2 separate regions of the Homo sapiens genome follow, and region 2 is linked to region 1. A link is an interaction called in ENCODE POLR2A ChIA-PET data of the cell type or tissue named here. Cell type or tissue: OCI-LY7. All regions are shown on one strand. Links, peaks and the distances in the headings refer to the core of each region. The heading gives the core; the rest is flanking DNA. Region 1 has its middle 35 kb from the start of TNPO3. Region 2 overlaps TNPO3 (transportin 3).

What was found. ChIA-PET counts read pairs that join two places held together with the same protein. Peaks named below come from ENCODE experiments on the same cell type or tissue, not always from the same donor. Only the 100,000 strongest peaks of a DNase experiment are listed, where the experiment ranks them.
Region 2: POLR2A ChIA-PET joins it to region 1 with 8 read pairs; 7 of 35 experiments call an interaction of 5 or more read pairs at or near these places.

Annotation. Positions count from the first base shown.
Region 1 is chr7:129,088,208-129,092,602 of GRCh38, reverse strand. No RefSeq gene overlaps it. Among named protein-coding and RNA genes, the nearest start is that of TNPO3, 35 kb to the right of the region's middle. RefSeq lists an enhancer at 2,596-2,745. In OCI-LY7, for the core only: CTCF peaks have their summits at 703 and 910 (motif pointing right); DNase peaks (open chromatin) are centred at 912 and 2,592; H3K27ac peaks cover 469 bases.
Region 2 is chr7:129,019,116-129,023,510 of GRCh38, reverse strand. The region is part of intron 1 of TNPO3 (transportin 3); the gene reads left to right. Among named protein-coding and RNA genes, the nearest start is that of TNPO3, 34 kb to the left of the region's middle. In OCI-LY7, for the core only: no CTCF peak of the experiment used is centred there; no DNase peak of the experiment used is centred there; H3K27ac peaks cover 430 bases.

The DNA.
Region 1 (4,395 bases), core at 151-4,150:
TCGAGAGGCTGAGGCAGGAGAATCGCTTGAACCCGGAAGGTGGAGGTTGTAGTGAGCCAAGATCGAGCCACTGCACTCCAGCCTGGGCGACAGAGGGAGACTCCATCTCAAAATTAAATTAAATTAAAAGTTAATTAACTAGCCAGACTAGTTACACTACTGTACACTAGGTACACTAGTGTGTACCTGTAATCCTAGCTACTTGGGAGGCCGAGGTGGGAGGACTGCTTGAGCCCAGGAGTTCAAGTCCAGCCTGGGCAACACACTGAGACCCCTGTCTCTTAAAAAAAAAAAAACAGTTGATGAAACAAAAATAATTGTTTAGCGGCCTTGTGCCGCTTTGGTCATATGTTTTGCTCTCTCTTCTTGTGACCAAGCCCTGGCAAGTTTAAGACTCTATTTGTGACCACAAAGCTAAGGGGTCCTTACAGGGGTGAAGGTTATGATCTCAGCTCCAAGATAACTGGTCCTGGAACCTAAACCAAGGGTGTGGGCAGGCCTACCCTTTTGCAAAATACTAGAAAGGCATTTGTAATTTTTTTTCAGTTTTTTTTTGTTGTTGTTGTTTGTTTGTTGTTTTTTCCATTTTTTTCTTCTCATTCTGGAAGAGGAAGAGAAGTGAGAAAAGGCAGTGAGAGTGGCTTACATAAGATGAAGTTTGTGAAAACACCTTGTAAACTGCAGGTTTTCTCATTACAAAGCAGTTTTTAATAGTGGGCAACGATAAGTGGGAGAACTGGGTTTGGGAAGCAGAAAGGGTGAGGAAAAAGAGAAAAAGTCATAATGAAGAGCGTCCCTCTGGTGATACCTTTTTTCCCTCCTTGCACCTGCCTTGGATCCAAGAAGAGCTTCCGGTCTTTGTTACAGTCAGCCCCTGGCGTCTGTTCCCCTAGCCAGGCGGAGTCCCGCTTTCTACCGCAAGAGGGCGATATGGCCACACTGAGCTGGGACCCAATTGCAGAATTGAGAGGAGTCGCTGTGGCCTGGGTTTAATCTGGCTTTGAGGGCTAGACCCCCGACTGGCCAAACCCTCCTCTGTCCCCTCCTGCCCCAAGCCAAGCTATGGAGAAACTGTGGAGCAGAAGAGCAGGGAGGCATTTCGCAAGTTGCATTTCATCTCTGGCGCATTGAAATTTAGGGCATGGGGTTGGGAAATTTGAGGGTGTTTTTTTTTCTTCCTGTGGTCTCATGGAGAATAAAATGTGCATTGCCTCTGCAAAGAGCTTGAAGACCAGGGCCAGGAATCAAAGTCCTTCTGGACCAGGGTCACGGGGGCTTTCAAAAGTGGAATGCTGGCCGGGCACGGTGGCTCACATCCGTAATCTCAGCACTTTGGGAGGTCGAGGCAGGCCGATTACTTGAGGTCAGGAGTTCAAGACCAGCCTGGCCAACATGGGGAAACCCTGTCTCTACTAAAAATACAAAAATTGGCCAGGCGTGGTGGTGGGTGCCCGTAATCCCAGTTACTCGGGAGGCTGAGGCAGGAGAATCGCTTGAACCTGGGAGGTGGAGGTTGCAGTGAGCAAAGATCCCACCACTGCACTCCAGCCTGGGCGACAGAGCGAGACTCCTTCTCAAAAAAAAGAAAAGAAAAGAAAAGAAAAGAAAAAAGAAATAAAGTAGAATATTGACACAATAGGCTTTTTAAAAAAACAAAATTTTCCCCACTGTTGAATGGTTTTCTCCTTCACTTTTCCTTTCCCAATGCTGCAGCCCACTTCTCTTCAACAACCTCACCTGAATCACACACATCAGAGCCAGAAGGGACCTAAAAGACCATTTGCTCCTGTGCTGCTCAAATTGTGCCCAATTGTCACTAGCACCAGAATCAGCTGTGCTTGTTAAAATGCAGATTCCAGGACCCTGACTCAGACGCCACTGGGTGGGTCAGAAACCTACATTTTAAATGGGCACGCACCCTCCTCCAGTATATACATGTGGTTATCCATGCGCACTAAATTTTGAGAAGTTCTTTAGTTCAGCTCTTTCCATTTACAAGGGAGGAACAAATCTCAGAGGTCAAGTGTCATGCCCAAGGTTATCCGGCAGAGTGGCAGCATCACTAGGACTGAAATCAAGACCCTGTACCCTGACCTCACATCAGGGTAAGTTTTTACTCCACGTTTCTGAGAGCCCTAGAGTTTTGAAGAGGTGCTTCAGAGGTTCTGCAAATATTTAATTGCAAAGTGACCTGTTTAAAAGAAAACAGAAATTTGGCATTTGCAACTTCTTATTATGTGAATCAGGATTTTAAAAAACCTTGTGGTTGCAAGGATCAGCCATCATGTTCATTTAATGTTATTGAGATCACTGCAAAAGTCCTACCTTTATTACTGGCTGACTTAGATAAAATAAACGGTTGAAATGCCACTTTTATTTATCTATTGGAATTCTTTTTAAAGTTTCATACGACAAAGCAATTCTACTGCTCTATATAAAATGTATTGGGCAATCACTAACTCTGCGAGCACAGTGTTAAGCACTGTGGAAATAAACAAAAACCACCCAAGTGAGAAGAAACAGAAGCTGTTTATTCAGCGCTTGCTTTAGCCAGGGTCTCAGCCACCATCACTCGCATTTGTCAGAGACTCAGGCAGGCAGGGCTGTGCAAAGCTTTATAGTGAAAAAAAGGGAAGTCTTCAGCTATGCCTTGATTGGAGCTTGTTGGCATGGGAAAGCTAGAGGTAGGCTGACTAGAAATTGAGCATCCAGTGTGATTGGATTGGGGACCATATTTGGCTTTCTGTGCTTGGTCCTGAGTTGGAAGTGGGGGCAGAAGTTAGGGCAGCTGCACTTACTGACTTGGTCAAGTTCTGACTGTTCTGGGATGATTGCTGCAGAGGCTGTGGTTTGGCTTCCTGGATGGGTTGCTGCAGAGGTTGTGGCCCAGAGTTCTATTGTCATATATGATCTGGCCATTGTCTGTTTGTATTTTCATTCTCTCAGCCTTATCTGCATTACTTCATCTAAGCCCTTTCACAACCCCATGAGATTGATAATATTATTATTTCAGCTTTGTGAATGAGAAATGGAATTGCAGAGAAGTTAGGTAACTTGGCCAAAGTCAGACAGTTATGAAGAGGTAAAGATAAAACTTGAACCTAGGCAGACTGACCTCAGAGCCCTGGGTTTCTGTCTCAGCTTTACAGGGAAAAAAAAATTATAGAAACTGACAAACTGTCTAAAAATTCCCATGAAAATGCAAAGGATCTAGATTAGCCAAAACATCTTTGAAAGAGAATAACAAAGTTGGAGGGCTAACACCACCTGATTTCAAGGCTTCATAAAAAATAATAGTCATCAAGATGAGGTGCTATTAACATCATGATAGACAGCTCAAATAGAACAGATCAAATGGAACAGAATAGAAAGTTCAGACACACATACACACACATATACAATTGATTTTTAAAAAGACCCAAAGGCAATGAGAAAGGATAATTTCTAATGAATAGTTTCAGTGAGTTGGGCTAGAACAGTTGGATAGCTATATGCAAAAAAAGAAAAAAAGAACTTCAATTCATACCTTATACCACGTATAAAAATTAAGTCAAAATCGATTATGCACCTAAGTGTAAAATCTAAAACTATAAAACTTCTAGAAAACATAGAAGTAAAATCTTTGTGACCTTTAATTAGATAATATGTCTTAGATATTACACTAAAAGCACAGTCAATAGGAAATAAATTTGATAAATTGGACTTCATCAAAATTAAAAACTTCTTTTCCTGAAAAGATGCCATGAGAAGAATGAAAAGACCAGCCACTGACTGGGAGAAAATATTTGCAAAGCCCATATCTGATAAAGGATGTGTATCCAGAATATATAAAGAACTTTGGAAATCAAATAAGAGCAAAGAATTCAACTTTTTTTCAAAAAGTAGGCAACAGATCTAAACAGTTATTTCACCAAAAAAATGGATGGCAAATAAGCACATGAAAAGATGTTCAACATTATTCACATTAAGGAAATATAAATTAAAATCACAATCAGAAACTACTGCATACCTATTAGATGTCTGATTAAAACCATGTGTTAATAAGAGTGCAGAGGAACTAGAACTCTCATACACTGTTGGTGGGAATGTAAAATGATAAAACCACTTTGGAAAACAGCTGATCAGTTTCTTAAAAAGTTAAACATACTTACCATATGATCTAGCCTTTCCACCTCTGTGTATTCACCCAAAAAAAGCACATATTCATACAAAGACTTGCACACAAATGTTCATAGTAGCTTTATTGTTTTCTTCCTCAACTTTATTGAGGCATAATTGACAAATAAAAATCATAGCAGCTCTTTTTTTAAGAGATAGGGTCTTGCTATGTTGCCCAGGCTGGACTCGAACTCCAGGGCTCTAGTGATCCTCCTGTCTCAGCCTCTCAGGTAACTG
Region 2 (4,395 bases), core at 88-4,087, 69 kb after region 1:
TGGTATCTTTTAGTGGGAAATTGAATTTAAAGACTACAATGTAGGCACTAGGGATGCAAGTTGTTACTGAGTTGGACAGTATGTTTAGGGCTTTCAGTGGATAGAGCTAGGGAATTGTATATTTTTATATATCTATATAATATATATAAATTATCTACACGTGTATGTATACAAGTGTAGAAAAGTATGTATATAAATAGTGGGTATAAATACTTAAAGGTAAAATACCTCATGAATTTATAGAGATATTGCCTTTTCAACTACAGCACTATAAAGTTTTTAACTTAAGCCTTTTTATGTCTACACCTCCTTTCTTCCATACTGAGAATCCAGGTTGTGAGGGACACAGAAGGTGACAGAGTATCTTATAATTACTCAGTAGCTCTGTCTCACATTAACCTAGTCAGTAGCCTCAGACTAACAATACTAACACTACTACTATCAGTATATACACCAAAAACAAGCATAGTTTTGCATGTGCTCTCCCCTTTCTTCCACACTGTATCTGTACAGAGCTTGTAATCATTACATACCACTTCTCTTTCGACTTTCATTTATTCTTAATTGTTGTAATAAACTATGTTTAATATTCATCCCCAGTCCTTATGTTGATGCCTTGTTCTCTCTAATCAGTTTGATTTTTTAAACAGATTGTTTAGGAAGGGCTTATAGGAATAATATCTACATTTTTGCAAGTAACAGTTTCTGGCCTTTATAATTGAAAATCGGTTTGACTTGACATAAAATCTTTGTCACATTTTCTTTCTTAGCACATCTTTACCCTGTTCTTTCTTCTTTCATGAAGTGTTCAAGTCACAGTAGATGATAATCTAATTTTTTCCTTTATAAATCAGTTGCTCTTTTTATATAGATGTCCAAATTATTTTATCTTTTTCTTTAAGTATATTAATTTTACCAGATTATGTCTCAGTATTGGTTGTTCTGCGTTGGTATTTTTAGGTATATGATATACTCTTTCAATGTATAGTTTCATGTCTTTCTCCCCTACCCCCCAACATTTCAGAAACCTTTTCTTTTTTTTTTTTAAGAAACGGGGTCTTGCTCTGTCACCCAGGCTGGAGTGCAGTGATGGGATTATATTCATTTATTTACTCTTCCTCTTTTGATAACTTTGATACCAAATTTTTTTAATTAAAAAAATTAGTGGCAGGATCATAGTGCACTATAACCTCAAAACTCCTGGGCTCAAATGATTTTTCCTCCTCAGCCTCCTAGTAGCTAGGACTACAGGCACATACCACCACACCCAGCTAATTTTTAAATTTTTTGTAGAGACAGAATCTTGCTATGTTGCTCAGGCTGGTCCCAAACTCCTGGCCTCAAGTAAGCCTCCCACCTCCACCTCCTAAAATGCTGGGATTACAGGCGTAAACTGCCTTGCCCAACCAGGAACATTTTCTTGAATTACAGTTTTTGATAATTGTTCTGTTTCCTTGTTTTGATTTTCTTCTTCAGAGATCTCTGTTGTCTATATGTTAGATATTTGCCTATGTTCAATATTTGTCATTTCCTCTTAAATGTTTTAAAATTTTTTTGTTTAAAAAAAAACACTCCTTTTCATGTGTTTCTCTTAAGACATTATCTGATGTGTTTAGTCACATGTGAAATTCCTCCTAGTCTTTATCTCTGAAGGGATTTTTTTAATTTCTGATTTTTTTCCTGAGATTTTTACCTAATTTCTGAAATGTTCCTTCTCAATTCTATTCTTCCGTATCTTGTATCATTTTCTTAATGTTGTTTAGCTCATTTTGAAGTAATAGGCTAGGTTTTTAAACCTGTTTTTCTGGTCTTCTTTCCTCGTAAGGTATTACTCTGCTTATTTTCTCTTTCAGCCATATATGACATTTGACCTCAGTTGCTTATTTTCTGTGAAATTAGTTTTTCTGAATTTCTAGAAGGAGGTTTGATTAAGGATAATACTTCCAACCTTTTCTTCCTTCATCTCTATTATACTTGTTCTATATTATTTTGTTTTTTTTCATAGCAGTTTTTCCTCAATTGGGGTCTCTTCCTGACTGTTTGGTTTCAAGGTTTTATAAAGGCTAAACTGTTGGCATCCCCTTCACACTTATACTTACTGGCTATTGGATTGGGTCAAACCTCCTCCTTTTTCTTTCTCTTTTTTTTTTTTTTTTGAGACGGAGTCTCACTCAGCCACCCAGGCTGGAGTGCAGTGGTGCGATCTCGGCTCACTGCAACCACCGTCTCCCGGGTTCAAGTGATTCTGCCGTCTCAGCCTCCCGAGTAGCTGGGATTACAGGCACCCGCCAACATGCCCAGCTAATTTTTGTATTTTAGTAGAGACGGGGTTTCACCATATTGGCCCGACTGGTCTTGAACTCCTGACTTCAGGTGATCTGCCTGCCTTAGCCTCCCAAAGTGCTGGGATTACAGGCGTGAGCCACCGCGCCCGGCCAAACCTCCTCCATTTTCAACTGCCATCCTCAGATTGGCTCCTTGTACTTTCCAGTGAATCTCTGTTGGTTCTTGGTGTTTCTCTGTTCTTAGGTCCAGTAGACACCCTGTTGTTTGCCTCTGCTTCCACATTTACTGAGACTAAAACCACACAGGTCTTACAGATGTCACTGGTTTGTCTCCTTCCACTTATATTTTGGGGTTCTTGTAGATACCCTTGGAGATAACTAGACAACACCTAGTTTTGTTGCTATCTAATGCTCTGTTTTTTTTGAGGGATTTGTGGAGATTGTATAAAGCTTCATAGAATCTTTTTGCTATTTAAAAATATATCAGCTAGGCATGGTAGCTCACGCCTGGAATCCCAGCACTTTGGGAGGCCAAGGCAGGAGGATCACTTGAGTTTAGGAGTTCAAGACCAGCCTGGGCAACATGGCGAAACCCCATCTCTACAAAAAAATACAAAAATTAGCCGGGTGTGGTAGCAGACACCTGTAGTTCCAACTACTAGGGGGCTGAGGCAGGAGGATCTCTTGAGCTCAGGAGGTTGAGGCTGCAATGAGCTGAGATCGTGCCATTGCACTCCAGCCTGGGTGACAGAGCGAGACCCTGTCTCAAAAAATAAAATAAAAAGATATTAACATGAGCAAAGTAAAGATATTCTGATGGTCTATTAAATCATAGGTGTGCTTGGGTTACTGGTTAATCAATGGCTAAAATCTTTGGAAGATTTTTTTACTTGAGAAAGGAAAATTGGTGCTATTAGTACTACATTAATTAATTAAACATTTGTTGAATACATTTAAGACACGATGTTTGGACTAAAAAGTACAAAAATTAGTAAAATATACTATATCTGTAAAGAAGTTAACACCTCATGCTTACTTTGCACCCCTTATTTCATTGAAAGCTAAGGTTGGGGTTTTTTGGTGGGGGGCGGGAGGGGTGGTTTTTTTAAAAACAGGGTCTTACTCTGTTGCTTGGGCTCAAGTGATCCTCTCGCCTCAGCATCCCAAGTAGCTGGGATCACAGGTGCATGCCACCATGCCCAGCTAATTTTTTATTTTTTATTTTTTAAGTTTTTTTAGGGTCTCACTCTCACCCAGGCTGGAGTGTGGTGGTGTAATCTCGGCTCACTGCAACCTCTGCCTCCTGAGTTCAAGCTATTTTCCTGTCTCAGCCTCCCAAGTAGCTAGGATTGCAGGTGAGTGCCACTACACCCGCCTAATTTTTTTGTATTTTTAGTACAGACCGGGTTTCACCATGTTGGCCAGGCTGGTCTTGAACTCCTGACCTTAGGTGATCTGCCCGCCTCTGTCTCCCAAAGTGCTGAGATTACAGGTGTGAGTGACTGTGCTGGGCCCCAGCTAATTTTTAAATTTTTTTGTAGAGGCACGGGGGTCTTGCCATGTTGCCCAGGCCAGTGTCAAACTTCTGGGCTCAAACAATCCTCCTGCTTTGGCCTCCCAAAGTGCTGGGATTATAGGTATGAGCCACACGCCCAGCCTAAAGCTAAGTTTTATGTCAGTAAATCTGTAATTAGGAAATTCAGGGTCTTTATTTTCCATTTACTTTAGGAACTTGTACAAGCCATTTATTCTACCTGTTTCTATATCTTAACTTGCTTCGTATCAATCTTTGGAAAGATCTTGAAGGATACACAAGGATTATGTATTACTTGTGAAGAGCTCTGTCTTCATAAGAAATTGACCCCTTCTCTTTACAATAGACACTATTCCTAAATTGAGGTTGAAATTTTTTTCAGTCCATTATTGCCAGTCCATGTTAGTCTTCTTCCAGAGGCTGTTGAGTGTAGAATTGGATTAGAATTAATCTAATTAATTAGTTGTCTACAATCTACTGCACGATATTGTTTCCAAAGTTGTCTTCAAAATATGACTCCCCTTTATAATTGTGACTGGCTACTAGAGAGCAGATTTTATACTTTGGTTCTTTTTA